Linked DNA regions of Homo sapiens: region 1 is linked to region 2. A link is a loop called in an ENCODE intact Hi-C map of the cell type or tissue named here. Cell type or tissue: endothelial cell of umbilical vein. All regions are shown on one strand. Each heading gives the region's core, and the rest is flanking DNA. Links, peaks and the distances in the headings are about the cores only. Region 1 holds the start of LOC124901731 (a long non-coding RNA gene). Region 2 overlaps MET (MET proto-oncogene, receptor tyrosine kinase).

The links. Peaks named below come from ENCODE experiments on the same cell type or tissue, not always from the same donor. Only the 100,000 strongest peaks of a DNase experiment are listed, where the experiment ranks them.
Region 1: it touches region 2 in a loop (2.8-fold over the local background); 5 of 110 quality-filtered maps call a loop at or near these places.

The regions. Positions count from the first base shown.
Region 1 is chr7:116,798,050-116,813,800 of GRCh38, forward strand. MET (MET proto-oncogene, receptor tyrosine kinase) reads left to right here. Exons shown (of 21, transcript NM_000245.4): 21 at 1-328. It overlaps LOC124901731 (a long non-coding RNA gene), which reads left to right and starts at 12,971. Exons shown (of 3, transcript XR_007060489.1): 1 at 12,971-13,053. In endothelial cell of umbilical vein, for the core only: a CTCF peak has its summit at 5,012 (motif pointing left); DNase peaks (open chromatin) are centred at 4,952, 7,272 and 8,372; H3K27ac peaks cover 284 bases.
Region 2 is chr7:116,729,069-116,744,819 of GRCh38, forward strand. It overlaps MET (MET proto-oncogene, receptor tyrosine kinase), which reads left to right. Exons shown (of 21, transcript NM_000245.4): 3 at 2,600-2,791; 4 at 10,882-11,016; 5 at 11,784-11,957. It also overlaps the pseudogene LOC124901824. Among named protein-coding and RNA genes, the nearest start is that of COMETT, 49 kb to the left of the region's middle. In endothelial cell of umbilical vein, for the core only: no CTCF peak of the experiment used is centred there; a DNase peak (open chromatin) is centred at 8,563; H3K27ac peaks cover 1,634 bases.

The DNA.
Region 1 (15,751 bases), core at 782-8,781, 65 kb after region 2:
ACAAAAGAAAATCTGCTCTGTGGAAAGAAAGAACTGTCTCTACCAGGGTCAAGAGCATGAACGCATCAATAGAAAGAACTCGGGGAAACATCCCATCAACAGGACTACACACTTGTATATACATTCTTGAGAACACTGCAATGTGAAAATCACGTTTGCTATTTATAAACTTGTCCTTAGATTAATGTGTCTGGACAGATTGTGGGAGTAAGTGATTCTTCTAAGAATTAGATACTTGTCACTGCCTATACCTGCAGCTGAACTGAATGGTACTTCGTATGTTAATAGTTGTTCTGATAAATCATGCAATTAAAGTAAAGTGATGCAACATCTTGTATACTGATAGTGGTTATTGCCAGTCATGCTTGATTACCTGCATTTGCATAATGATAGAGGAAGCCTAAGATGGATTTCACCTGGCTGCATAGAGCTCATCCATGTAGGAGAGCCTTAGTCAAGTGAATGCTGAGGAAGTAGTAAAACAGCATGCATCCCCGAATCTCAGGAAGTCTCTGTCTTTCCAAGGGTTTGGTCTAAGTTGCTGATTACCTGGATTTTTCTGACGATCTTTCAACTGCTAGAGCATCTGGTTCCTGTTTTAGCATGGTGCTCTTCTCCAGCAAGGTGTGTCCTTAGACTAGAAGACACAAAAATGGAGCAGCAGCCACACCATTGGCGCACAGATACCTAGGTGTGGGTTGGAGAGAGAGGCCTTCTTGCCCCATCAAAACTACTCTTTATCTACACAGGTGCCCACCCTTTTACCCCCAGTTACCAGAGAAATTACCTTCAGGTTATCTCCATGTATATTCTTGTAATGGTAAGGGAATTCAAAGGTGATAATTTCAGCCATCTAAGAATTGTGTGACACATTGGGGGTAATCTAATTTTAAAAGAACCCAATTTAAAATAATGCCTACAAAATACAATGGACACTGATCCTTTACTGGGAGATAATTCAACCCCCGCTCACGGCCAAACTCTCTCCCACTCAAAAGATGCATTTCCCCAGAAAGTTCAATCCAACTCTCTCCCATAAGGAGAACAACCTGTCATCTTTACATCTCTAGAATCCGGCACTTAGTAGATTCTCAAATAATTGCTGAACTGAAACAGCATTTTCTTATTCCCCATCACTTTATTTATTTATTTATTTATTTATTTATTTATTTATTTTTGAGACAGGGTCCCACTCTGGCCCCCCCAGCTGGAGTGCAGTGGCATGATCTTGGCTCACTGCAACCTCCACCTCCTGGGTTCAAGCCATTCTCCTGCCTCAGCCTCCTGAGTAGCTGGAATTACAGGCACACGCCATCACGCCCAGCTGATTTTTGTATTTTAGTAGAGACGGGGTCTCGCCATGTTGGCCAGGCTGGTCTCAAACTCCTGGCCTCAAGTGATCCACCTGCCTCAGCCTCCCAAAGTGCTGGGATTACAGGCGTGAGCCACCACACCCAGCCTACTTTAAACCACCATGGACAGAGTTATTGCCTATGTAGCTCCCATGATGTTTGGAGAACACTAATATGGAGAATGCAGACTTTTCTGGGGAAAGAGAAATAGAAAGATAGACCTTTAAGAAGTTTGGCTTGGTGCTACGCATTTTTAATTATCACAGGGTTTTCGCTTCACGATATAAGCATCAATTATATTTTTGCTCGCTGACCTACACAGTGGATTCCATCTTTAAAGAAATAGGGAGAAGGGATATATAACGCGTAGAAATACATCAAATGCTTGAATGCTGACATCTGGCATTGTTAATCTACCTGATTTAGTTCAGAAAATGAGTTAGCATTATATAAAAGAAATTGATTAGTATTTTATTTAACTCAACGAATATTTATCAAGCACCTATATATGTCAGACACTGCTAGGTAATGGGGATATAAAAATAAACAGTCCCTCTCACCCCAAGGAATTTGATGAAACAGACAAAATTACATAATTAATGAATATTAAAAATTATTCATTTCTTAGATTTGTGAGTTGTCTTGAAGAGACACCACAGTTTAAACATACACAAAGTGCAGGCTCCTGGGCAACAGACCAAGCCCTAACTCAGATTGGGCAACATATTGGACTTCTCTAAACCTGTGTTCTCATCTGTCAAATACATTAATCATGGTTACCCCCACAAAGTTGTTTGAGGACTTTAAAAAAAAGTGTATAAAGGCACCTGGCACACCATAGTTGTTCAATAATCATAATATCATTATTATCTTTAGTCTTAGACAATAAAAGCCCATGTATAGGTAGCCTTAGTTGGCTAAAGGGAAATGAGGCTTGGAGGGGCATTACAGATGTTTAAATCCAAATTCTTACCCCATTCTTTTTGTTTTTGTTTTTTGTTTGTTTTTTGGTTTTTGTTGTTGTTTGTTTTGTTTTGTTTTTGAGACAGAGTCTCACTCTGTTGCCCAGGCTGGAGTGCAGTGGCATGATCTTTGCTCACTGCAACCTCCACCTCCTGGGTTCAAGCGATTCTCCTGCCTCAGCCTCCTGAGTAGCTGGGATTAGAGGTGTCCACCACCACAACAGCTAATTTTTGTATTTTTAGTAGAAACGGGGTTTCACCATGTTGGCCAGGCTGGTCTTGAACTCCTGACCTCAGGGGATCTGCCCGCCTCAGGCTCCCAAAGTTCTGAGATTACAGGCATGAGCCACCATGCCCAGCCAACTTCTTACCCCATTCTTCACCTCACACCTGCTTTATATACAGTAGAAACAGCTGTGATTCTGCCTCATCCTGCATATGACAGTGAGGGTGAGAGAGGAGAAAGGTGACAAGACAGTGGCACTGGCAAGAGAACTCCCTCACTTCTTTCTCTACACTCCCCACTATCACTTTAATTACTTCTCCTGTGACAGATTCCTTTTTTCTGTTTTAGCCTTTAGACCTGGAATACACAACAGACATGGAAGAGAACATTCTGTCTAAATGACAGGCATGTTGCATGAAGGTGCAAGAATAAGAGCCATAGTCTTCAGTATTGGTGTCTAGAAATTATTATTGTTCCTCATTTTTGCTCAAATGTTAATAGATGGTTAATGATCATTCAGGTTGAAGAAAAAGTAAACTAAGTACAGTATTGTTTTAGTTATGTGCTATGTGTTTGAAGATGAGGAATACATGACTAGACACACATAGCAAGTTACACAGGCACACATGACTCACTGTTGTAGCACTTCAGACAGTTTCAAGACACAGAGAGGTATGCAGACGTTATGCCCCAAAGGAAGAAATGCTTATTGCTGTTTTTCTTTTTCATATTTGAGGGGTTCTTTCAGGACTATCTCAATTCCTTATCTATCAAAGAATTGGAAAGAACTTCAGTCATAAACCAATGAAATATTTCAGTTGGTGAATTGAAGGTAATAAAATGGATGCTTGCCCAAACTGTCCTTTGTTGTAAATTATTCCAGAGAACTAGATTACGTCAGCCAAAGATATTGATCACAATGCTGAGAGGTTTATAACTACTATTAACTTACCATGTGACCCCAGGGCAGAAATCTAGGAAAATTGCAAAAGCATATCTACTGTAATGAAAAGCCCATCATTAATAGGACTTACTATCTTGTCATCCAACTAGTACTATGTTGGCTTCAAGGCAAATATTTAACAAACATTTGAAACAGAAAGCACTTCTGTCTTCTCCCTTTTATCTTCCATTGATGTTCCCGAGCTATTCTGATGAATGTGTTTTTGTTCTTATCAATAAAACATGTAGGTTAAAATAAGTGAATATATTTATAATTATTAGCCTATATAAATTAGCATCCAAATATTGAAATAGCTCCTACTCCTTTATTATTACTATCATTATTTTAATAAGGAGTTAGCTCCTCATGTAGACCAGTTTAGAATACGGCTCAAGTCCAATTCTCCTGCGTAGTTAAACCCTACCTGGTTAAGCATTCTGAAAACTAGTTACTCTTTTTTTTTTCTTTTTTTGAGATGGAGTCTCTCTCTGTCACCCAGGCTGGAGTGCAGTGGTTCAATCTCGGCTCACTGCAACCACCACCTCCTGGGTTCAAGTGATTCTCCTGCCTCAACCTCCCAAGTAGCTGGAATTACAGGCATGCATCACCACACCCAGCTAATTTTTGTATTTTCAGTAGAGATGGGATTTCGCCATGTTGGCCAGGCTGATCTCCAGTTCCTGGCCTCAAATGATTGCCACCTCAGCCTTCCAAAGTGCTGGGATTACAGGTGTGAGCCACCACACCCGGTGGAAAACGAGGTACTCTTAGAGAAGCAATTCTGAGATGAAAATGGCCATATTTAGAATGCATAAACAGACATCTCTGATTTAAATTAACTACTAATTTAACGTTATTTTTGAAGCACTGGGCCCAAATTACAATGAGAATTAATTCTTATTCCTTTCTTGAAAAGAAGCCCTTTGTCTTTGTGCATTCAATTTTTCACTGTCACATGAGTACATTCTTTTCACCGCATGAGTCCCAGGCTGGCAGAAACATCCACTAATCCTTAGACCTCTTGGCTGGAACGACAAAAATGCATAAAATCTTACCAGGCCAAAAGAGATCAACTTTAAAAATCTTTGGCATCCAAACATGTCAGAACTGTTTTTCGCTGGTTCTGCAAACCATTTGTGTTCTTCATTTATGGTCCAGGGGATCTGTAATGTCAGTTCCTACTTTTATTGGGCAGCCTGGAATTTTTAAGCACCATATTTCCTTTACCTTTCTTGGTGGTTTATAATTTTCACCGCTGTTTTTACGAGTTTTCTTCTCTATGTCTCTAAGCCTAAGTGTGGAGATGTGGTAATAGACAGCCTGCTCTTTGCCAATCAAAGCCCTTACTTTGACGTTGGCCACTTTGTTCCTGTGACATCTGCTCTTTCCATTATAGACAAACTGGGGCTTTCCTTCTGCAGAACTGTGACTAAACAACCACCATATTCATCAGTGGCAACAATTCTTGTAAACAAGAAACGCTGAATACAAAGGCTTTGTGAAATCCTGCCCCCAAGAGGCCACATGTCTAAAGTCAGTCACGTGGTCCTCAGAAATGATTTTAGAAGTCTCAGTAAAGAAAAATTACAGAGACACTCAAATATCCTAGTGTGATACTGCTGTAAAACTTCTTCTAATTTTTTGTTAAGCTGTGAGAAAGGGCCTATGGAAACACCTGGATGAAGCAGCAAATCACTGTCCCAAAGTCACTAAAAATCATATTTCAGAAAGGAAATATCTAGCGTTAAAACAACATAGATGCATTTTTGAAAACAAATTGAATTGAGAAAAATAATAATGATAACAATAATGATCTAATCCCAGGACATGTCACAGGAATTAATGACTGACTAAAAGCTAATGGTCTAAGGTAATGCTCTCAGGAATTAGTCTTGCTTATTGAACTGCTATTGTTTTAGTAAACGAATGCTTAAACTGACAGAAAGTAAAAAATCAGGGCTGCCATTATGGAGCCTGGTTGATTCAAAGTGGGGCAGGGGGAGAAGCTAAAGCAAAAAAAAAAAAAATGCATCATTTGATCATTTGCTGTTCTTACTCAATTTTTTAAGTTCGTTTGTCGTTCACAAATTATAGATTCTTTATCATTTTTTTCTTTCATGTATCTGTATGTACTTTTACTTTTGTACTTTAAGGATGTGTTTACTTATGCATTGTTTTATTGACAGAGAAGTAATCTGATAATAAAAATGCAACTCCCTCTAGTGTAGGCATATCAAAGATCTAACATTCTGTTTGCCTAGAATCGTTTTATTTTAAATACTCTGATCTGAAGAAAATGTGGATCCTCGGCCGGGCGCAGTGGTTCACGCCTGTAATCCCAGCACTTTGGGAGGCCGAGGTGGGTGGATCACCTGAGGTCAGGAGTTTGAGACCAGCCTGGCCAACATGGTGAAACCCTGTCTCCTACTAAAAATACAAACATTGGCTGGGCGTGGTGGCGGGTGCCTGTCTGTAATCCTAGCTACTCAGGAGGCTGAGGCACGAGAATCGCTTGAACCCCGGAGGCAGAGGTTGCAGTGAGCCGAGATTGCACCGCTGCACTCCAGCTCGGGCAACAGAGTGAGACTTTGTCTCAAAACAAAAAAAACAAAACAAAAAAAAAGAAGTGGATCTTCCATGTGGGCTTTAGAATAGTGCCTCAAAATTATACTTCACTTAGAACTTATTACTCAACATCTTATTTCAAGAGTATTCTAACAGCTGACTTCTTGATTCTACCTTTCCGTATTGCCTCTTCCTTATAACCCCAAAACAGCTACCAAAATTATATATCTGATCACTTCACTTTCCTGCTTAAAAACCTATGCCCATTCCTAGATGTTCTCTGTGCAGATCCTTTGTTGTTTCATTTTGTTTATTTTTATTATAAAATATATTTTTGAGGAAAAAATTTTAAATTGGACAAAAAGATATAAAGTGAACAGGAAATATCCTCCGACCACTTTCTCTCCCCCTCCATCCTCACTCCCCATGGGTAGCTAATATTAATGCACTTTTTCAGAAATGTTCCACTCTGCATCAGTGGAACTGAACTAAACCAGACACTTTAGTACATCCTTCAATAACCTTTGTCTTATTGACCGAACTATGACTCGGCACACCCTTCCCCAGTCAAGAATATTGTTCTTCTACCTCTGTGACTTTGAACTCTCAACAGAAATATCCCCCTTTGGGGTATGAGCCATATAAACAGGGCTAGACCAAGCTCTGTGAACTACCCCCTCCCCCACTGACTTATAATTTGATATTGCTTCAAACCAGTATCCTTTACCTTTGTTTTGCTCAACTTTTATTTAAATGGAGAGGAGATTAAAATGATTTTCTCTTAATAAAAAATTAAAGAAAGAGATTCACTTGTTTCTATTTGCCAAAGCAGAATAAATATATTTTTAATCAACAAAATAGTATGCTTTTCTAAAATTCTAGTTCTGTTTTTCAATGGAAATTTGCAGTGAAAGTTTCCAGATGCTTGGAAGTTATAAAGAGTTTTAAACTTAGGTAATAAAAATAAATCACCCATTTATGATAAGCAGCACTCTGTGAAAGATTATTTCAGAATCTCAGCTGACTGACAACTTTTAGGAGACTGAACTGTACTTAAGTGTGGCAAACATGCATCATAGAGATGGGTTGTTTACTGTAGCAAGTTACTTGCCTTCGGTCCAACTGTCCTTTTGGCAGAAGCACACCAATCTAATTTTGCCTGTTACATAAAGAGCCACATGTGGAAACCTGAGTCGCCTGACATCATGTTACTGACTTAATCCAGTCATAATTCAGCGCCCAGAGAGCGGCTGGCAGGCCCACCCACCCCCCACTCTCACTCTCGATGTATTCATGATAGCACAGAGGTTAGCTGGACACACTTGGGAATCAGATATGCTAGGTCAGACTCATTTCCACCACTTATCAGTAGTGCGATTTTGGACCAATTGCGTAACCCTCCTAAGCCTCAGTTTCTGAATCCATAAAGTAGAAATACTAACAGTGGCTTCCTCATAAGATTGTGCAAAGATTGAATGAGACAATGTGTGCAAAGCTCTCAAAGGGTGGCAGTCATTATTGCCGGAGACCTTGATTTTACTTTTTAAATTTTTATTCAAGACTCTAGAATAAAATTACCTCCACAGATGTCCAAAGTTTGGCACAGTTCAGAAAAGTCTGAAGGTAAAAATCATGAAAACAGACATTGATTTTCTTCATCCTTTTTGGTAGTATCAACCTAATAGAAACTGGACCAGGGTCCTGATCCAGTCTGACTTTACTGCCTATGTGACCTTCCACATTACTTAAAAGTTGTGCTTTTCTTGTCTATAAAAAATTAAGATTATACCTCACAGCATTGATTGTAAATATTAAATTGTGTAAGATTTTACACAAGTACAAGGTGTTATTATGGTTCATCAGAATGTAATTTTTTTACTTTGAAAATCTCCGTAGAACTCATCTGATTCACAAAATTCCCTCTAACCAACCCCAGCACTTCATTTGCTCCCACATAATTGCTGGAGTTGTTTACACAAATCTGTACTCAGAATCAAAGAGCTCAAGGCTGGAGAAGTCAGGGAATCTGGCCCTGGGCCTCTGCTTGAACATTCTGGGTGCTGGTCGCTAGCTGACCCTTAAACAACTCCATGTCCTCTTTGGAGTTCAAAGTTTGGGGGTAAAATCACTACCCCCTCTCAAAGATAAACACAAATGGAGCTCCAAGGTGGTGTCCGGTGCTAACATGAGACATGTTGAGTGTGAATCTCATCAGAGCAGTGTTTTTCCAACATAATAAACTGCCCTTTGTTCAAATCAGAAACTGATTTCACTCGATTTTCCCAAATCGGCCCTGCCAGGTTTCCTTGATTTAATTGTATATTTTTTGTCTGCTGACAATGGAAAGCAGAAGAAAATAGTCTCGCTAAGGAAATGAAATATTACCAAGAAAAACAGGCATTCTCACACTGTGTGAGGTGGTTTTTTTTTTCTTCACATTCAATTTGTATAAGAAAAAAGGTCTCTACCCTTTGAAACAACAGCATTATTGCAGTGACTATTAGGTCATATCTACATGGCCCAAAAGAAAATGTTGGAAAGAAAATTAACTAGTTCATAAGGGTATGGGCAACATTATTTTTAAAAGGAAATGGTTCTTCATACATAGAGAGAATAATAAATGGGAGCAAAAAAATGCAAGTTAGGCAATTATTTAAATAATTCCAATTTTAAAATATGTACTTAACTAAAGCATCCGTGGAGTTCAGGTAAAATCATTTAGAGGGAACGCAAATTAACCAAATCACTACTGAAATTCTTCACTTTTTAAGCTAAAATTGCTTGTTCTTGCTTTAATACCAGAGAAGACCTGAGTCCTGGTTGACTGTTAGTGAGGAGTTGTATCAAAAGAACAAAGGTTTGAAGCCAGTTAGGGCCAGGTGCCTATCTCAGCTCTGCCATCTACTCATCATTTGCCCATCAGCAAATTCAATTTTTCATTTATTTGGTTTAAAAATATTACTGAGACCCTTCTACGTGATAGGTGCTATTGCAAAGAAGGAAGATACAGCAGGCAATATACTAGCCAAGCCTGTTGCTCCCAAGGGGCATTTATTCCAAAGCAGGGAGAAAGAAAGAGAGACAAAAGGCAGGGGGAGGGAGGAAGGAGGGGAGAAAAGGGGAAAGGAAGGAAAGAGAAAAAAGAGAAAGATAAGAGATAAACAACAAAACTATCAACATTTGGTGGTATGAAGCCATGGAACCAGAATGAGACTATCTAGGGATCGGTACCAGAGAGGGCCAAGGATGCAGCCTTAGGGCACAACAGTGCCTAGAGGTCAGGGAGGTGAGATTGAAGAGGCCTTACTTATCTCGTCATAAAATGCTAGGTTATCACCTACAAAGATTTTTTTTTTTTTTGAGATAAGGTCTTGCTATGTGGCCCAGGCTGGAGTGCAATGGCTTGATCTCAGCTCACTGCAGCCTCCACCTCCCAGGTTCAAGTGATTCTCCTGCCTCAGCCTCCTGAGCTGGGATTACAGGTGTGCACCACCATTCCCAGCTAATTGTTTTTTTTTTTTTTTTTTTTAGACTGAGTCTTGCTCTATCGCCGAGGCTGGAGTGCAGTGATGTAATCTCGGCTCACTGCAACCTCTGCCTCTCAGGTTCAAGCAATTCTCGCGCCTCAGCCTCCCGAGGAGCTGGGATTACAGGTGCACGCCACCATGCCTGGCTAATTTTTGTATTTTTAGTAGAGACGGTGTTTGGCCACGTTGGCCAGGCTAGTCTCGAACTCCTGGTTTCAAGTGATCTGCCCACCTCAGCCTCCCAAAGTGCTGGGATTACAAGCATGAGCCACTGTGCCTGGCTGATTTTTTTAAAATTATGTACATTTTGCTACTAGCCTATTAAAGATACCCAACAAATGTTAATTTCTTCCTTTTTTTTTTTAAATCCTCTCCCTCCTCACCAACTCCCACCATGCAAATATAATTAATCTCTGGTTCTAAAAAAAAGACAACTGAGCTCCTGCATACCAAAGGAATAAAAAACTAACACTTCCTTTAGCTCAATTTAATCTAGGCCCCACTGAATGTAATAGTGAGCAAAGACCATACAATAGCAAATCATTATAGATCACAACTAGTAATCCCAAATGACAGGTCTCCTCTGTTCTGAATTTCATTTCATTGAAATTGTTCCAAAGTTTGCATCTTAAATTACACAAATTATATTCACTCCTGTCTTCTATTTTAAAAGGGGAAAATTGTGCATTCATTTACCTGTTCCCTTTAAACATCTTAACTCCTGCTTACACTTGTATGAAAGCATTGATCTTATCATAATTAGAGAAAGTTCCTAAAAACAAAAAAAGCAATGACACACAATTAATCTACAGTGTGTATATCAGAATTAGGTTCAGAAAATCCCAAAACAACTGTAGCTTACAGGAGATGAGCTTTTTCTCTTACACAAAACAGGTTGGAGGATGGGCAGTTGGGGGCTGGTGTAGAAGCTGCAGGATGTTGGCAGGGACCCAGGCTCCCATCCCTCTACTCCACTATCCCAAGGCATGTCTTCTATCCTCAAGGTCACCTTGTGGTCCAGATGGCTTCCTGCCCTTCAGGAAGGAGGAGGGAAAGCCTGAGTCAACACACTTTACAAACCTTCCTTATAATAGAAGGGGTTGAGGAAGGTTGTGTGGAAGATGCTTCTGAGTTGGGCCCAGATGGACAGGTAGGAAAAGGACATCCTCCATAGAGTGGATCATGTCAGCAATGAAGTCAGAAAAGTACAAGTATGGTTAAGGAACAAGAAAGATTCATCTGAATATAATAATATTTGGGAAAAATAGTAATGCGTGTATTGAAGATGAGCCTTGGTGTACAATTGACTATAAGCCTCCCCGCATATAACAGAATGATTCTCTTATTTTCTCATGATCTGGGGAAGTAGGTTTGGAAATTCAAGCCTGGGGTGGAGTAATAGGAAAATATAATCAGAATAAAGAGGATGAGTTTTTTGTTCTTTTGGTCTTCCAGCCCCTCAGCTCTGGCCATGCCAACGCACCCCTTTCCGGGAGTGAGTCCACCCAGAACCCTTCGTGCCCATGGACATGCTTCAATGCTGTGCACTGGGTTATCTCTCTTGGAAGAACACAAACACACAGGCTGGCGCACAGTAAGCACTGCAGAAATATTGTGGATGAAGAATCTAGAAACTAGGGTGCATGCTCCAGGAGTGTAGAGAGAGCCCAAATCAAGATGCACCTTTAATATCACTCTAAGGTGTTAGGAAATGGGGAATGAGGAGAGGCTTTCAAAACAGAGGGGCAACAAAATCAGAACTATTATTTGGAATAGTAACTCCAACAGCATGAATTGGAAGAGGAAATACCTTAAAAGATGAGTTAGGAGACTATTTCATTCACACAGGAGGGTCTAGATAACTAAAACAGAAACAACAGTCATATTGAAGAAGACTGGCAAGAGGTCAGCATCCCATGATCGCGCTGCACTGTTGCTTTATATGATTGTGTTTGATGGCACGATTGTTTACAACCCTTGACTTTCTTCCCTGCTTTATCATTAGCATTACTTTAGAATAATGAAGCCTGTTCCATCCATTAACTCCACTAACATTTGATCTCCCCATAGGTTGAGGTTAAAAATTAATTACTCTTCCAACATATTGATTACATGACTATAAATATAAAAACAGAACTACAGAGTAACTACAGGGACCCTTTGTTTAAATAGCATGTTTGCTCTTTTTAAAGGAGGTAATTAATGGCAAAGGACTTTGGAACTGGAGGAACATGCTAGAAAAGCAACCCTTGAGTGCCATCTAGTGTTGACAACACATTTAAATGTAGTGTATCAAAGAAAGGTCTGGTTTCTTACACTGTAGGTGACTTAATTGTTGAAAGCAGGCAATGTTTGAATAGTAAAAAACCAAACTTACCCTGCCTTTGTTGCTTGCCACCTGGGTATTAACATGAATCTTCATTTTTGAACTTCAGTGGGAGGAAGCCTTCATTTCAGCTTCTAGGTCAAGGTGCGTTAACAGAATTGGAGGGCATTGAGTTTAACTCACATAACTCTTTCTTTTTGTCATTCCAGGAAAAAGTTACCCCTAAGGTAAAGCTAGCATGTAACTCCTCCTTTTCCTCCCTTTTACCAGTTAGTTTCAGACTATTTCACCTAATTAAAAATGAACTCATAATATTTCATGAATTAAAGAATGGAGAACATAGAAGAGGTTAAGAACTGGTGTTGAAATCTCCTGCCATGGAAATTCATTGTTACTGAGGTGGCTCATATATCAGAGCACTGCCTTCTGCGGACATTAAAATTCACTTTGTTTCGTGTCCCTAATACTGCCCAGCCCTTGGGAAGCACGAAGCTGACATTGTATTAGGCAATTCACGCTGACCTAATAACTCAAAGCAATCATCACTGGTAACTTAAAGTGACTACACTCCAAAAGAAATAGAGCCTAAGGTCACAGTTATAAATCTTACCACAGGAAGGCCAAAGATTATAATCTTTATGCCAAGTGCTGCAGATTCCTTTCTGCTTAGGAGAGTCATATTTCAAAGACTTTACTAATCTGAAACCTATAGGTGGTTGTGACAATAGCAGATATGGCTTACATGACATCAAACCCACATTTTAAAGAACACTGGGTAAATCAGTAAAAAAGGGGCAATTATATTTATTATATCTGCAGCCAAGACTGTATACTTTTACCTTCATACTATACTGAAATGCAATATCATAATTGTTTTTGAACTCAAAGGCCTAACATATAATAAAAGCATAGTTAACTAAGGAGGCGTGTGATCCTCTTATCAGTGTATATTTGCATAATTTGCAAGCAGTCTCTGAGTTTGCTATGATGATGTGTAAACAGAGGGTATTTGTTCAGTTGGAACTTTGTGCTGTGGAGACTAAAGTCAAAGGTTTGATCCCTAATCAGGGCAGACAGCTTCACTGTTGGGTGACTGAAAGCACTTTATCATTATGCTTCCTCAAGATCGAGGGGCTTCAGGACAGTGAACATGTAAGTTGCCCACTGCTAAAGAAAAACATGTTTTAAATGTTTTTATTTGACTTTTTTTTATATAAGGAATGTATGCCTTCTTTGTGCAAAATAAGATGTGATTTTTTTAAAGCTAACATTCTTGCAGACTCTAACAATCTCCTCCCGCATCCCCTCTGTTCCCATAGCTTCTCTCACCTCCATATTTACAAGCCTCTCATTTTTATAGAAAGATATACACATATGTTGATTTTAGAGTTTTAAATAAAAATAGGATCATGCTGTATACATAATTTGCAACAGTTTATTTTGACTTTGCAGCATATCACAGGTATTCCTCCAGTTTATAATTCAGTCTTTCTCATTGCTACCTGACCATCTGTAGAATGGCTGTTACAATCCACTCAGGCTGTTTCCAGTATTTTTTTTTGGTTTATTTTGTTTACTGTTACAAACAATACTACAAAAAAACTTTTACGTATAATCTAATATACTGGCCTTTTATTCTAGGATACAGTCCCAAAAGTGGGGTCAGTAAATCACACACTGTTTGTATTTTATTAGATATTAGGCAAGTTGTTTTCCCCAAAGGCTGCACCTTTTCACACTCCCAACGATATTTGAAAATACTTATTTCCCTATTTTGTACCAGCTTGGGACATCAGCACTCTTTTTCATTACTGCCAAATAAGTAAACAATGGTTTCTTACTGTTGTCATAATTTGCTTTTCCATGATTAACAGAGAAGTTGACTTCCTGTGTTTATGTGTTTTGTAGCCATCTGCATTTCTTTAAATTGCCTTTCCACAGCCTTTGCCCCATTTTATTCTTTCCTCTATTTTTTATTCAATTGTTTGTCTTTCAGCAGGTGGCAAACTCTTCTTGTAAAATAGATATATTAACCCTTTGGCTGGGCGCAGTGGCTCACGCTTGTAATCCCAGCACTTTGGGAGGCTGAGGCAGGCAGATCACTTGAGGTCAGGAGATTGAGACCAACCTGGCCAACATGGTGAAAACCTGTAACTACTAAAAATACAAAAGTTAGCTGGACGTGGTGGTGCATACCTATAATCCCAGCTACTCAGGAGGCTGAGGCAGGAGAATTGCTTGAATCCAGGAGGTGGAGGTTGCAGTGAGCCGAGATCACACCACTGTAATCCAGCCTGGGCAGCAGAGTGAGACTCTGTCTCAAAAAAAAAAAAAAAGAGAAAGAAAGATTAAACTTTTGTCTTTACCTTTGTCTTTATTACAAATTATTTTCCTGACAATCATTTATCCTTTGACTATGTTTATGTCTTTTGCCATATAAAAATTTTAAATCTGTATGTAATCCAAAATATTTGTCTTTTCTGGCATTATGTCCTCTACCCTTAAAAGGTCTTAGAGAGTCTTCCTGGACCCAATATTGTAGAAAAACAATTTCAAGTACACACCTTAACGATGGTGGACTTTTAACTCCAGGGATCTCAAACAAACAACCATAGAAGTCTGGCAGGTTATGGAAAGTTATGATACCCAACCAATAAGAAAAATAGGGTATACTGGGGGCTGTGATAAAATACAGCATGTACACCCCATCTAAAGGAGACAGTCAGTACTGTCAACCTCAAATAACCAAAAGGATCAGGGTTTAATTTAAAGAGAGTTTATTCAAGCACAAAGTTTGAAGATGGCCCACATGGAAACACAAACTCCAAAGGAATGGAATCAGTGCTTCAAAATAGAGAAGTTAAGGTTTCACTTATTCATACAGAATCAGAGAGTTTTTAGCAAGATTATGACATTTTTCATACAAGGTTGATGCATAGTTACAGCAGTTTAATATGTTACAGGCAGCATTTCTTTTGGGAAGATACATTTAACATTTTTTACAGAGAGTGTAAGAGTCATGAGATTTTTGTCATGTGTTCTAAGCAAAGTAGGACAATAAAGGGAAAGTTAATTTGTAATAAGGACCATTAACTAAGAAAGCAGGAAGTTTTTGTCCCTGACGTCACTTAATTCTCTCCAGTCACTGTACAGAACAAGAAAAATAAAATAGCAAGTTAATCTATAATCTGAGAAACAGAAGTTGTAACTACATGTGACTCAGATCACAGTCGCATCTCTTTCAAGACTTAAAGTGTTTGAGGGATTCCATCAGCTTTTTTTTTTTTTAGATGGAGTTTCACTCTTGTTGCCCAGGCTGGAGTGCAGTGGTGGGATCTTGGCTTACTGCAACTTCCACCTCCCAGGTTCAAGCTGTTCTGCCTCCGCCCTCCAAGTAGCTGGGATTGCCCACCACCATACCCAGCTAATTTTGTGTATTTTTAGTAGAGATGGGGTTTCACCATATTGGCTAGGCTGGTTTTGAACTCCTGATCTCAGGTGATCTGCCTGCCTTGGCCTCCCAAAGTGCTGGAATTACAGGCGTGAGCCACTGCGCCCAGCCTCCAGCAGCTTCTAAGTTATATTTATTTTCATAGTTCTAAACTCCAGTCAAGATTGGCCCTTGAGTAATTCAGGCTAAATGTTACCACATCTTCTTGTTTTTCTCTCTGAGAAAAGCCAGCTAACCAGATTTTTATATAAAATTTCCCAACTTTAAAATATATGTTAGGCCTTTTTATTATTTATTTATTTGGAACAGGGTCTCACTCTGTCACCCAGACTGGAATGCAGTGGCACGATCATGGCTCACTGCAGCCTTGACTTACCAGGCTCAAGTGACCCTCTCACT
Region 2 (15,751 bases), core at 4,672-12,671:
ATCTCTGCAAAATGGATGATTGATCACCAATAGAAACTTAATTATCAATTAATCGGTTGCTATCGAATTGCTGGTACATCTCAGTTATCTGCTACTCCTCAGAGTAATCCATAGTACTTTAGTGAAGAAATACTTCTAATTAAACAGGGAAATAGCACTTGCTAATATATCAAAGTAAATGACTAGACCTAAAACATTAGTATTAATTACAAGAGTCAGTGGGTTTAGCATCTCTAAGTTTCTATTTGCTAATTTATTGCCACTGAAAATGAAGAAATCGTTGTTGATATATAAAATAGAGCATTTTAGGTGGTTTTTAATCATAAAAGTCAGTAGATGTAAAAACTCTGGATTGCATGTGGCAGACATTTGACCTTAAGGAATAAGGTCGCTATACAGAAGGATAACTAAACTTTTATTTGTTTGTTCTTAAACAATAAAATGATTTGAAATATACTTTGATCATTTTGTGATTATTATCATATGGGATGATAATAGAGAATTTCTTACTTCCTAATCATTTTCCTACACTTATAGTTACATACAAAGATGTAATGAAATTTGCTCTCCTTTTCTTCCAAGGTATACATCATTTTCCTTAATACTTTCTCCCGTCCCCATCGTCTACCCCAGATTTACCAATTCCCAGCTATCTCCTTAGGACAGTCAAGAACCAAATACTCCCATTTGTCCCTTATAAACTCTTTTAACTTCCCCAATTTCTGGAAAAACAAAAAGCTTTAATAATATAGTTTTATATCTCCATACTCATCCCCCATCTACTTATAATTGATTCACTTGTTCATTCATTCAATTAATATTTACTAAACATCTACTATGCATGATAGTTAATCAACTACTGGCAATACCATGGTGAACGAGTAGGGTCCCTGATCGCAGCGAGCTGCTTGGGAGAAGTTTCACATTATCTTATAAATCACGCAAGCAAATGTTATGTTGCAGCTTGTAACTATGTTACAGCTATGCTATGGGTACACAGGTAAATGATATTATGAGAATCTACACTAGAAGCATTTGACTTAGATAGTGGGGTCAGGGCAGGCCTCCTGAAGAAATGGTGATAAGCTAAGATCTGAAGGAGATGTAGGAGTTAACAAGGTGAATGAAGGTGGAAGGAGCATTTCAAGCCGGGAAATAGCATCTGCAGAGGCCCTTAATGGGAGAACACGTGACATATTTGGAGCGCTGAAAGAAGGCCTGCTCGCTGGAGCACTAAGAACACAGATCTGGAGAAGTTGGGCAGGGGCCGGATGATGGGAAGGGAGCCATACAGTCCATGTTAAAAAAATGTTGTTCTTTATCCTAACAGCAATGGGGAAGCATTGAGTGTTTTAAATAGAGAGGGATATGGTCAGATTTGTGTTTGAAAAAGAAAATCCTGCTGCAGTGTGAAGAACAGATCACCTGGCAAGGGTAACAGTGGATGTGGTGGGTCTAGTTAAGAAGCCGCCGCAGTAGTCCAGGAAGGAATGAGGTGGCTAGGATGAAAATTGGGAGGAAGGGCATGAAGGAGAAGACTGGATGGGTCTAGGAGGCATTTAGAAATGAAATTGTTGGGAATTGGTGATGGACTGTATATGGGGGCGGAGGGAGAGGGAGGAATTGGAGATGACACTTAGATTTCTGACTTGTGCACCTGGAGGAATGGTAGAGCCATTCACTGAGGTGTGTAGTGTCCTAAGGTCAGGCAGGAGGAAGATTGTGGTTTCTAGGATGGGCATGTTGTTGAATCTGAGGTCTCTGAGACATGTGAATGGAGATACTTGAGTGATGTTATCTACAAGTGCTGGGCTCTTTGTTTGTTTGTTTTGTTTTTATTGCGTGGGAGGTCTTCCAGAAAACCTGCTAGACAAATTCTAAAAGAAATATAACACTCATGCTGGGTTCTATTGTGAGAGATTTATATAAACTAGCTTGTTTAATAGTTACACAAGCTCTATAAGGTAAGTACTATTTTTTTAGTTCTCTCTACTTTACAGATTAGGGGGAATAAAACACAGAAATTACATGATTTTCTGAATACAGAAAGATTATTACATAAAGCAAGTAAGCATTAGGGGCCAGGATTTGATGCCAGCACTTGGGTCAGTGCTCTGTGGCCTCCCAGTGAGTTATCCGTTAACCACCACTCCCTACCATCTCTCTGCACAAGAATGCACAAAGGCACACATTTAAAAATATAATGTCAGAACATGCCTCTAACATTTATTATTATTCCAGTTGAAATTCATCTCATCAGACTTGCCTGCTAGAAGCATTACCTTTGTGTCAAGGGCTGAGACATTTAAAAGTTTTGTTTTTCTTATAATAGCAGCAGCTAAGTTCCATTTTTAGGCGTGCACATATTGAACCATGGTGTGAATTGCGATAGTAAGGTTTTAGAGTCTATAAATAATGCCTAGTGAAATTGGAGCCATTCAGTCCCTAGAAATATTTATGCCTATCTGTGGCTATTTGTCTATTTGCATGATTATCCTTGCCATTATCCTCCAGGCTCTGAAAATACACACTGAAAGGTTTCTTACCAGCTTGTTCATGTCTGGATTCACATTAACTCTATGACCATATTTTATTCCAGACACTTCTGAGAAATTCATCAGGCTGTGAAGCGCGCCGTGATGAATATCGAACAGAGTTTACCACAGCTTTGCAGCGCGTTGACTTATTCATGGGTCAATTCAGCGAAGTCCTCTTAACATCTATATCCACCTTCATTAAAGGAGACCTCACCATAGCTAATCTTGGGACATCAGAGGGTCGCTTCATGCAGGTAAGTGCTTTCTGAGAGTAGCTGTGTCTGTTCTATCTGGTATTGTGCAATTAATTTGTTTTCGTTTTTGCAGTAAGGTATTTGCAAATACTGTAAAGTCCAAATCATAGTAGAAACTGGAACACAGACTGAAAGCCAAACAATGAAGCCTGGTCTACTTTCTGTTAAATGTGTGGTCTCTTTTTATTAAGTTCTTGAAGCTTTCAGTTTGAATCTGTTTGCTTTAATTTTCTCGTCCAGAATGGTGTGGCATTTTTTTTCCATTTATAATTTCTGTCACGTGATTGGAAAATAAAATGAAACAAAGCACTTCTAGGCAATTTTTTTTTATTTCAAGGGAAGCTACAGATCAAAGGAGAGCTATTGTGTGAACCATGCATCTTCATGAGAAGAAACATTCACATCATTGAGAAATATTGGCAGGAGTTAGGAAGGGACAACATTATCATCAAAATCCCATTGTAACTCAAGCTCTCCTGATTCTGTAAAATGGTAGGGTTGGATGCAAATAAGTTCAGATACAAAAAAAATCCAGATTTTATTAAGAAATGGTTTTAATGGATAGCAACAGTATTTCTGTACAACAAAAGTTTCCATTTCAACTTACTGTGTTTCCTAGATACAAGAACCATAGCACTTTGCAGAAATTAAAAGACTCTCTTGTTGGGTTGGTTTTTGCTGTTTTGTAGTTATTGGTGCCTTTAACATGAGTTGTTAGTAGATTCTTGATGAGGAAAGAATGACAATAGCATCTATGGAAATCTTGAACTTCTGTGAATACTAGAAATTTCTTTTAAAGGGAGATTTCGTAATTGTCTGATGTAGTTAGTACCCTCATCAGACAATAACCTCTAGTAAACCAACTGAGAATGATAAGCTTTTCCTATAACTTGCCTGTCTATACATCCTATATGTGTATTCTTCTACAAAACATTTTTTTAATTACCACTCTCTTTATAGCAGCCTGGATATTGATCATTGCCATATTTTAAAACCTGTAAGTTATGTTTTTCTTGTACTAAAGGGCATGGTGGAATTTTTTCAAGGTCAAAAACCATGTAAATAAAACCTTCCTAGCTCAAAACTAATCATACAGGTCCTGTTATCTAATTATTCCCCTAGTAATCTCCCTTCTATTGCTTCACATTGAACTACGCCTTTTCTCCCCCTTTCCTCTGTCCATTCCACTGTGCTTGTTTATCCAACTCATCCATCTTGACCATTTAATTCTATCCTTAACTTCTCAAACCTGAAGGAGGGAAGCCCCGCCCCTCCCACAGAGACATGCACTCTAATGGATTTGAAATATGCTCATATCTATTATGTGTAAAATGTGTAGTATTGTTCTGTGTTTATACATGTTTTTAATTTACATCAATGGCATTCTATACAATTGCAAAAATACAAAGAAGGACTAGAAAAGCTGGCATCTATTGATTTCCTAATGTGTTCATTATGTTGATTTGCCCCCTTTTATCTTTATTTCTGCTTTTTTTTTTTTCAAAATCGTCCATTACCTCACCAATCCAGTTTTGTATGAATAAGCTTTTTATGATTACTTTAGCTCCGACTTTTTTTAACATCAAAAGTTCCCTGGCCTATTTCCACATTCTAAAGTTGTAATACAATTCCTTATTTAAATATGTTGCTTTATTAACTGAGTAAATTCTGCTGTGTGACAGAGTCAATCGCCTGAGGGATATGTCACGCATCAGTCTCATTATAGAAACGCTGTAGCAAATGTTTTATTCTTGTCTCCTAGCCTTTGTGTAAAAGAAACTATATTTTGCCTATTAACTATGCATCCAAAACAAAAGGTAAAAAAAATGCTTATTTTATGAAAAGTACTGGTATCACTGATTTTTTTTAAAAGTGGCTTTTAATTTATCAAATAAGTATCAAGAACTACCTAACTTTGCTTTACTATACAAACGAATGAAGCAAAGGAAACAGTGACACAGAACTTACCTTTAAGAAATTAAATTTTAGTAGGAAAGATACCTGATAATAATAGTACCTACAGACAAAGGGCTATTCGAAACCACAGAGAATCTATTTCTCTGACGCTTGCCTAAGAGAATTTCATTCCATTAAATTTTATAAAGAAACCTAAAGCATTTGAAGGATCAAACAATCAACATCACTGAAGTCCATATATTTACAGTAAATAATAGTGCGGGAGGAGTCAGGAGTGGAGCACAGATATGGCAACCTCCCACTTTAATCTGTCAGAGCAGTGACTTCCTACAAAGTTCTGTAAATGTTTTGACTGCACCACAGTGTTAAATGTATGGCTAGGCCTGAGTTTCTACAACTCGTGTTTTAGTAAATACGATGAAGTTTCTGTTACAAAATAGAATGGACATTTTTTTTCCCCCCAAAGACAGCTGCCCTACACAAAAGGGAACAGAAAGATGATTTTACTTCCTTCCTACCCTGAAGCCTAATGGCAAAGTTGCTTTGCAAATTTTTTTCTCCCAAGAGTTTGCAGCTGTTTCTGTCTTTCCTATTGTGCTTATGTTCAGCTCTGGCTGGGAACACAAGCTACAGCCCCAGCTGTTGGGTGCAAAGTGAATCAGGTATTTCACAGTGGTCATTTGATTAGAAAGAATTATATTGTTTAGCTAACAACATTTTGTGTATGGCAGGGAAGACATTTTTGACATGTTCCTAACATTTAATGATGTGTAACTTATCTTGTACAGGTGCAGCTATATCTGAAAATACTGATGCATACATATATTTAAGTCTCAATATCTGCAGAGCCATGTCAATGTAGATGAAGATTTAAAAATAATTTTTATTTGCATGATCACTCTCTTGGGATACTTCGAAGTAAAATAGTAGGATAAGCAATGTTTGAGATAGTGTAAGTGAACAATGAGAACGTGCCTTCTTACAGACTGGGGAAGGAGATGTAGAACAGAGTCAGACTTGGGAACATTAACACAGTGTACACAGCTACGTGGGAGAGGGAAGAGGGATTCTCATGAAGATCACAGGACTAATCACAGGGATTGTCCACGTCTCCCTTCTGAGCGCCTCGTCTAATCTACATCCAGAACAATGCTTCCTTGATTTTTTTTAACAGCACTTGTATAAGGCTTTTAATCTCTAAATGCAAAGCATTGCTATTAAAATATTTGTGCATGACTGTCAGGCCAGGGAGAGTGAGTGGATCAGGGATGCGAGAGGGGGTGGGGAGGCCCTTTCAAGAATTGTTTCAAGTTCAGCTCCACAAATACTCACTGGGCAACTACTATGTGCACTACACTGTGCCTGCTCCCAATGGCCACAGCCTGGGCACTGTCACTGCTGCTACTGGGCTCCGTGGTTCCATCCTAGCTCTTCCCGCATGCCCCTTTCGCCTCTCCAAGTTCCTAAATGTTGTTACCACCCACTCATCACTCCTGTTCTCTTCTGCCTCTTAACTGGACTAGTTGGATCTTAAGTAAGAAACCCAAGGAGGTAGAGATCACCTAAAAAGATGTCCCATGTTCAAGATCATTACTTATGACCACTACTTAAAGGACTGTGTTAGTAATCAGTGAACCTAAGAATAATTACTCACTTCCAATAAGAAAAATTTGTTTATCTGTTGACCTCCTGTCTTCAAATTCCTTCAGTTCCCGTGCCCCCATCGTGGCATGTCAGTGCTTTCTGTGAGAAGCCTGTAGTATGCATCATGTTTGGAATTACTGCCATTTTAGAGTATGTAGATGCAGATCCCCAATTCGTCAATGTTGTGAACATCTGGCAGAGACACAGCTGAAGGAAGCTTCAACTTGAACAATGATTCTCTTTAGGGATTTCTAACTTACCCATCTCTTTTATAAAATAATCAGATAAAAATATTATCTGCCTTTTTGTGTGTGTACATCATTAACTTAGTTTTAACCCTAAAGAATGTTAGCTTTGGCTTTTTTTTTTTTTTTTTCACAGTGTCTCGCTCTGTTGCCCAGGCTGGAGTGCAGTGGTGCAATCTTGGCTCACTGTAACCCCCACCTCCAGTATTCAAGCAATTCTTGTGCCTTAGCCTCCTGAGTAGCTGGGATTACAGGCACGTACCACCATGCCCAGCTAATTTTTGTACTTTTAGTAGAGACGGGTTTTTCGCCATGTTGGCCAGGCTGGTCTAGAAATCCTGGCCTCAAGTGATCTGCCCGCCTTGGCCTCCCAAAGTGCTGGGATTACAGGTATGAGTCACCGTGCCCACAAGATTTGGTATATTTCTTTAGAGGAAAATACACTCAAGGGTTCTGAAATTTCTTTTGTGTAAGAAAGAACTTTTTATAAATAATAATTTCAGTTATGTCCATAACTAAAAATCAAGGATTCCATTTATATGAAATATCTAGAATAGGAAAACCTATAGAGATAGAAAGTAGATTAGTGGTAGTCAAGGGCTAAGAGGATATGGGGAGACTGGGAATGACAGCTAAGGGATGTGGGGCTTCTTTTTGAGATAATGAAAGCATTCTACAACCCTGTCTCAAAAAAAAAAAAAATTAAAACCGTTCAATTGTCCACTTTAAAAACAATGGGGGAGGTATACAGAAACTGCATACAAACATCTTATCTTAAATTGTATTCATCATTCTTAAAATTTAATTCTATTAATAAAACGGTTTAATTAAAGATAAAACTGTATATGGGAGGTAAGGAGATATGGCCTTTACATATTTGTGGATATCTCACACAAAGTTACTTTGTTCAGGTTTACAGATTTGGGGGCCTAGCCACAACAGTTTTATTTGTACATGTATTTCTTCCCCATGTCCTATCTACAAGGGGCTATGTGAGATCAAAACCACAACCATTTGGTAAATTCAGATTCTGCCCTGCCCCAAATGTATTAGTCCTGTATTTTCAAGGCCATTAAAGAAAAAATATCCTGTGACCTAATTACTAAAGATTAGTTGTTGAATAGTAGGAACTCAAAGATAATTGTTGGTCTTCTATTTTATGCGAATTCTTCTAAGATTCCCAGGTTATTTATCATAAGAATTACATTTACATGGCAAATTTAGTTCTGTTCCTAGAAATATCTCCATGACAACCAAAAGGAACTCCTAATTTCTGGCACACATTACTTCAGGGGTATTTTGAGAGTTAAAGTGGTTAATCGATTATTTAGAATCCTAGCAATAAGAGAAAGAAAAGAATTAAGGGTAGAAAAACATTTATAGCAGTAGGTATCCCTGCAGAGAACGGGCTAATGATCAACTAAAAAGGCATTTGCATCTGTGGTACAGCCTCTGCGCAAAATTCCAAATGGCATTCTCACTTCCAAGTCACCTCACTTCTCCATGTGCCTTCCTGTCTTCTCATCTTCATCCCATTTTCTATAGCAAGCAACACTCATGCTAACTCGTGATCAAAAGTAGAGCTTGGCGGAGTGTGCTAGTAACATTTTCTCTATGCCCTCAAAAACTAGTTAGATGCAGAGACTTTCTCCTTAGGCACACTTAACTTGTGCAGCAAAAATTACTGAAACACGGAGTAACTGGCGAGGCAAATATATTGTGAAATTTGTTTTAGTACTTTTACTCACGAGTGGCTCTTGGGAGCTCAGAGTTGAAGCTTTTTCAATGGTATTTACTCTGGTGCTCCAAGAGCCTAGCAGTTGAGTGTTTAAGAGGTCAAGCACATGGATTCTGGCCTCAGATAAAGCTCTGTGGAAATCTGACTCATGTACTTTCTAGCTGAAATTCTATGTTGTATTTTTTTTAAGGAAAATAATAGTACCTACCTTATAGGAGTATTGTGAGGAGTAAATAAAATCTCCATTTAAAGCACTTGGCACAATATGTGACTCAGTTTCCTGTTATGAAAGTACAAACATTTGGTGCTTTTCAGACAAAGCTTTTTAACAGAGGATACACATATCAATCAATCCAAGTCCAGAGGTGCAAAGAGCTTCCGAAAAGAAAGAGAAAGGTTAATTCTTTCTGGGAAAGGACTATTTGGATGGGCTTCAGATATTTCATAAAGTCAAAGATGATGACCTAGTAATTAAGAAGGGATTGCTTATTATAGATTTGGGAAATGGTATTAAAAAGAGCAAGAAGGTAGGAGAAAAAAAGGGCTCTAGGAGGTGATTGTTATGTAGCCGGTCTAAGTAGAACGGAGGAAACCAGGGAGACAGACACAAAATGCAGGTGTCCATTGCAAGGTTCATAGTGATGAATAATCTTCAGTGAAGTGCAAAGCATAGAATGAGCTGGAAAACAAAGTCAGGGTATTAAGACAGACTGGTGTTCTGTGTTGCTTTTGACCTGTGTGTGAGAAAAGGAGTTTTTTTGCTTTTGTGTTTTTGTTTTTGTTTTGTTTTTTGTTTTACCTTTGCAGTTTGAAGTGATTGGCAACAGCCAAAGAAATATGGGGGGTATTGGGCAGGAGTATAGGAAAAATGAGATGTGATGAGCCCAGAAGGGAGTTAAGATTGCAAAATTGGGTAACCAAAATCTGGAGAATTTGTAATAGAAGCTTTAGAAGTCTAACATCTGATATTCTGCTTGTAACCAGTACCCAAAGGGAGGTGGGACTGGTAATTGAATTTCTGTTCACTTTGCCTGCAAAGGTCACCAATACCTATTGGGCCCTAACTTTAGGAAATAACAATAGTTTCCAACCTTTCCCATCCTGACCAAGTGACCCTTCATCCATCACTTAACTTCTGTGCAAATATAACCACCCTTTTTAATGGAGATGTTTTGAAAGCGTTGAGTGTTTAGAGTAGAACAAACATTAGAGCACAAATGTCATGATGTTTAACTTTTACAGCTGTATGTGAGCTTGGTTAGTTTCTCTATCAACAATCCACTCTCTGAGAACAAATTAGGTACTTTGAGAATCTTCCCAAATTGCTTCAGGATACTTGGCTCCTTTGTTATGCTGAAGAAAAAATTTACAATTGTTCCCCAGAACATTTATATGTTGTATGTGTTTGTTAGAGTACAAAGCAGTTAATTATTGCTGTAATTTTCATTCCCATTATACGAATGAGAAAGCTGAGGTAGAGGGAGTGACTATGTAATCGTAATCTCACAGATGTCCATGTTTGTCCTGTGATTTCATACCCATCGCGAGTAAATGCATGTTCAATGCAATGTAAAAGGCTATTAGAGATGTTGGGCAATTTCACAAAGTAGATTTCAAGTCTAGGGCTGTGCTGAGCCTCCTCCACCTTCATGTATATGCAACCCAGTGGCCTACTTAAGAGTGAAAGTTTCTCTGAGAACTCCAACACCCTCCTAAAAATCTAAGTGTTCATGTAAGATAATCATTTGGATTTTATCCCAATTGTTGTCAATTATGCTCTGAACTTTATTATTACTGGGTTCTAGGAACAGGACAGATGGAAATTAGATAGCTGGGAAACATCCCAAATTTTAAAAACCTGAAAGCAAAAATGACATCAATCATCAAACCTCATTTCCCGGGCATTGTTAAAACCATCAGGCCTTATTTTAAAGCCAGACCAAGAAGCAGAGTTTTATAATCCAAGTAATAATATATTGTGGGACAGTGGTTTATAAAAAAATACAACACATCATTTCAAAGTAGCTGGGGGCCTGTTTTGACCTGAAAAGATCTATAAATGTGGCTTAAGAGTAGCACAGCTGGAACTAGCTCCAGTATTCCAGACTCCGCGTCCACTACTCTTAACCATTACATCAAGGGAAACTGCCTGGCAGGGAGGATTAAGAGGATATATTTAAAAAATAATCCAGATTCATTGTAGCATGTGTGGTGTCTTCTTTCTGGAGAGAGTTTTGGTTCCTCCATTTTCCAATACAATTGCAGGGATTTGTCTGTATGTGCTGCCAATTGATTGAAAGATCTCTTTCCCTTGAAACCATTAAAAGATCATAGGCAAAGTCTGTCTTGGGGGTTCAGATAATTTGGCTTCAAGGCAAGAGATTAGAAGATGACATATTGATTTACAATGAGGGGAACTGTTGGGTCTTCAGTTCAAACACCCACAAGCCCTGCTAATCTGTTATTACCATTATCATCTACATTTTCCACTTATATTTAAACTGAGCTTGTTGGAATAAGGATGTTATAACTTTTTTGCTGTTTAGGTTGTGGTTTCTCGATCAGGACCATCAACCCCTCATGTGAATTTTCTCCTGGACTCCCATCCAGTGTCTCCAGAAGTGATTGTGGAGCATACATTAAACCAAAATGGCTACACACTGGTTATCACTGGGAAGAAGGTAAGCTGTTCCCACAGGGAATTTCCATAGACGTGGTTTTTCCCAAATGCATATTTACAACCAGTGTCACTTGGCCCTTTATAATGTCTCTCTTCATCTTAAATTTACCCCTCCTCCATTAAGTTCTTTAGTGAGTATTCCAGAGATCTTCTGAAATCTAGTTAATTTGTTCTCCAAGAAAGACTAGACCTAAGGGAGGTCTTTTTCAAAACTTCTCCTTTTGTCCTATATTTCTCAACAAGAAAAATAAACACACAGAATGAGAATTACAGTCCTAATGACAGAGCTCTAGTGCAGGCAGATAAATCCTGGAAATGTACATTGGAATCCGACTCCAACCAATAATCCCTTTTCTCCTAGAGAAGAAAGTGCATCTTGATGCCAGAATGACATGCAACTTTACTTAGAATTTTCCAGAGATTCAAGTGTGTTTTCCCACCACTTAAATTATACTCTCTTGTTATTTTAAAATCATCTCAGACAGGGCACAATGTCCCTACTATGTAGAACCTCTAACATTGTGTGGCAATGCTATGCTCACTGGACAATAATGTTACTTTTTCACATACCTGCTAACAATAAAGGAAAGGAAGGAATCAGATTTTTAAAATTTTAATCACCGTTATGACAGGATTTGCACACATAGTTGCTAAGTCTAGAAAATTCCATCAAATGATATTTACATGTACCTTTTGTGTACTTACTTTATAATTAATTAACAAACTAGATACCCCTCTGGAAGCTCTTTCCACCCCTTCTCTTCACAGATCACGAAGATCCCATTGAATGGCTTGGGCTGCAGACATTTCCAGTCCTGCAGTCAATGCCTCTCTGCCCCACCCTTTGTTCAGTGTGGCTGGTGCCACGACAAATGTGTGCGATCGGAGGAATGCCTGAGCGGGACATGGACTCAACAGATCTGTCTGCCTGCAATCTACAAGGTAGGAATCTCTAACAGCTGGCATACATGTTTTTGTTTGGTGTTTTTTTTTTTTTTTTGGTTTGGTTTGGTTTGTTTTTTGTTTTTTTAGATACAAATCCCACTAATGAAAAAAATTTAAAAATCAATTTACTCATTTAGCTGTGAGTCATCAGCTAAAGCACCATCTCTCTCTTGGCTTTATCCCTCGGGCAGGGAGGGGGTGGTGTTTGGGCATCCCCCCAAGTCCTGCACCTGAAGTGCTTGCTTCACATTGTCTAGGTTCTATCGCTGGGCAGCTGCTCACCTTTAGTGCCGTGTGAATAAAAGAGTGGTGGTGAATAAGCAACAGTGCTCCCCATTTTCTCACACTGGGGCCTGTTCCCTCCTGACTCACCCACTCTCTGATTCCTCGCCACTTCCTATATAGGCCAAGTGCCCAGACATGAGCCTCCATCACAGAAACAGATCTGTTCATGGCATATCCTGGAACCCTGAGCTGAATCCTGCAAACTGGTGATCCCTGCCATGCTGGGGCACACAGGACAGTTTTCTTCCTGTCCGATGCATAGATGGTGGCCTTGTCTGTTCACAGATGAGACTGAAGATTATTTCCCGGGGTGAGGTGGGCAAGGCAAGTGGAGGGTCAACACCCATGGGTGGCTGTGAGTCTTCCTTCAGTGTTCCCAGAAAAAAAAGCAAAGGCTCAACGGATGACTATACTAACATCTATACTTCTGTAAGCCATGCCACTCTTTAATTCATTCCAAAAATATTTATTGAGTGCATACCATTTAGCAGGCTGCCCTCTAGTCCCTGAGGAGATATAGTCCAGAACAAGATGAGCACATCTCTTGCTGATAGAGAACTCAGTTTCTGGCAATGGACATTGGCTCTAACATCGCAGCCATGCTAACTGTGTTGCCTTATTTGCTTAAGCATATATTCGGCACTATGAAAATCTCCACGCAATTTTTAAAAATTTCTTAGTCCAAAACATCTTGCTTAAAAACACTTCCCTGGTGAGAACCCAGTGTGTATTTTTCTCTGTGTGCATGTAGAAAAGTTGGACTTTAGTAAATAGTTCTTATGAAAGATTCAAGTTAAAGGTCTCGGTCACCTGGTTCATGCCCAAGTAAACAAAATGTGCGAGTCAGAACAAGAACCACCCCCAAGTGCATGGCTGTTTTCATTTAGTTACGGTTTGGAGCAAGATTTGTAGTGGGTGACTGGGTTTTAAACCAAGTTATTTTCTGTTAGGTGTGACACAGTTATTAAGACTTAGCTTGATTGACCAGAGAATAAACTAAAGACAGTGACAAAACAAATTTAAATCTATACTGTAGTATTTGTGTACTTTTTTGTTGTTCAGTATACTTTTGGAACCGTATGCAATTTTATACTTTTATAAACAAACAACTTCAGCAATTTGAGACACTAGGAATCTGAACTCTGCTATTCCATGAAATAGATATGGAAAATATATGTGTGTGTGCCCATGCAATTAAATCACAACAATTTCATTTCAAAAATAACCAAGCTGGTATTTTAAGTAAAGAAAATGGTTTGATAACCTGTACAAATGAAACATTTAATTTTTACTAATGTGCTTCCTTTTACTAAGCATAAAAGCTATACTAAAATGCTTAAAAATAAAGTAAATATTTCAGAATTTTCTGGAACCAGAGAATCTCTTGCAATATTTAAATGTCCCTCCTCTCTCACCCTTCTTAACTCTAGCATTCTATAGTTGATGATTCTCAAAGGTTGCGTGCTACCATGCACAAGTCAGTGAGGCTTAAGCTGCAGTTAGGAAGGCAGGGCAGCTGAGTCCATAAATCCCTCTAGGTTCATAGTTGTTAGGAAGATTTCATGCTGCACCAGACTGTGACAGTTAGCATTCTTCCTGCAAAACATAAGACAGACTCGAGGTGGGTGTTAAGATGGCCGAGTAGGAACAGCTCCGGTCTGCAGCTCGCAGCAAGATCAGTGCAGAAGGCAGGTGATTTCTGCATGTCCAACAGAGGTACACGGCTCATCTCATTGGGACTGGTTAGACAGTGGGTGCAGCCCACAGAGGTTGAGCTGAAGCAAGGTGGGATGTTGCCTCACCTGGGAAGGGCAAGGGATTGGGGAACTCCCTCCCCTAGCAAAAGGAATCCTTGAGGGACTGTGTTGTGAGGAACAATGCATTCCGGCCCAGATACTACACTTCCCTATGGTTTTGGCAACTAACAGACCAGGAGATTCCCTCATTTGCCTACACCACCAGGACCCTGGGTTTGAAGCACAAAACTGGGCGGCCATTTGGGCAGACACCGAGCAGGAGTTTTTTTTCATACCCCAGTGGTGCCTGGAATGCCAGCAAGACAGAACCATTCACTCCCCTGGAAAGGGGGCTGAAGCCAGGGAGCCAAGTGGTCTAGCTCAGTGGATCCCACCCCTACAGAACCCAGCAAGCTAAGATGCACTGGCTTCAAATTCTCACTGCCAGCACAGCAGTCTGAAGTTGACCTGGGATGCTGGAGCTTGGTGCAGGGAGGGGTGTCCACCATTACTGAGGCTTGAATAGGCTATTTTCCCCTCACACTGTAAAGGGTACAGCTTCAGCAGACTTAAACATTCCTGCCTGCTGGCTCTGAAGAGAGCAGCAAATCCCCCAGCACAGTGCTCTAGCTCTGCTAAGGGACAGATTGCCTCTTCAAGTGGGCCCCTGACCCCTGTGCCTCCTGACTGGGAGACACCTCCCAGCAGGGGTCGACAGACACCTCACACAGGAGAGCTCTGGCTGGCATCTGGTGGGTGCCCCTCTAGGATGAAGCTTCCAGAGGAAGGAATAGGCAGCAATCTTTGCTGTTCTACAGCCTCTGCTAGTGATACCCTGGCAAACAGGGTCTGGAGTGGACCTCCAGCAAACTCCAGAAGACCTGCAGCAGTGAGGCCTGACTGTTAGAAGAAAAACTAACAAACAGAAAGCAATAGCATTAACATAAACAAAAAGAACGTCCACACAAAAACCCTATTCAAAGGTCACCAACATCAAAGACCAAAGGTTGATAAATCCATGAAGATGAGGAAAAACCAGCGCAGAAAGGCTGAAAATTCCAAAAACCAGAACACCTCTTCTCCTCCAAAGGATCACAACTCCTTGCCAGCAAGGAAACAGAATTGGACAGAGAATGAGTTTAACAAATTGACAGCAGCAGGCCTCAGAATTTGGGTAATAACAAACTCCTCCAAGCTAAAGGAGCATGTTCTAACCCAATGCAAGGAAGCTAAGAACCTTGAAAAAAAAGCTAGAGGAATTGCTAACTAGAATAACCGTTTAGAGAAAAACATAAATGACCTGATGGAGCTGAAAAACACAGCATGAGAACTTCATGAAGCATACACAAGTATCAATAGCCAAATCAATCAAGTGGAAGAAAGAATGTCAGAGATTGAATATCAACTTAATGAAATAAAGTGTGGAGACAAGATTAGAGAAAAAAGAATGAAAAGGAATGAACAAAACCTCCAAGAAATATGCGACTATGTGAAAAGACCAAACCTACATTTGATTGGTGTACCTGAAAGTTACAGGGAGAATGGAACCAAGTTGGAAAACACTCTTCAGAATATTATCCAGGAGAACTTCCCCAACCTAGCAAGACAGCCCAACATTCAAATTCAGGAAATACAGAGAACACCACAAAGATACTCCTCTAGAAGAGCAACACCAAGACACATAATAGTCAGATTCACCAAGGTTGCAATGAAGGAAAAAATGTTAAGGGCAGCCGGAGAGAAAAGTCGGGTTACCCACAAAGGGAAGCC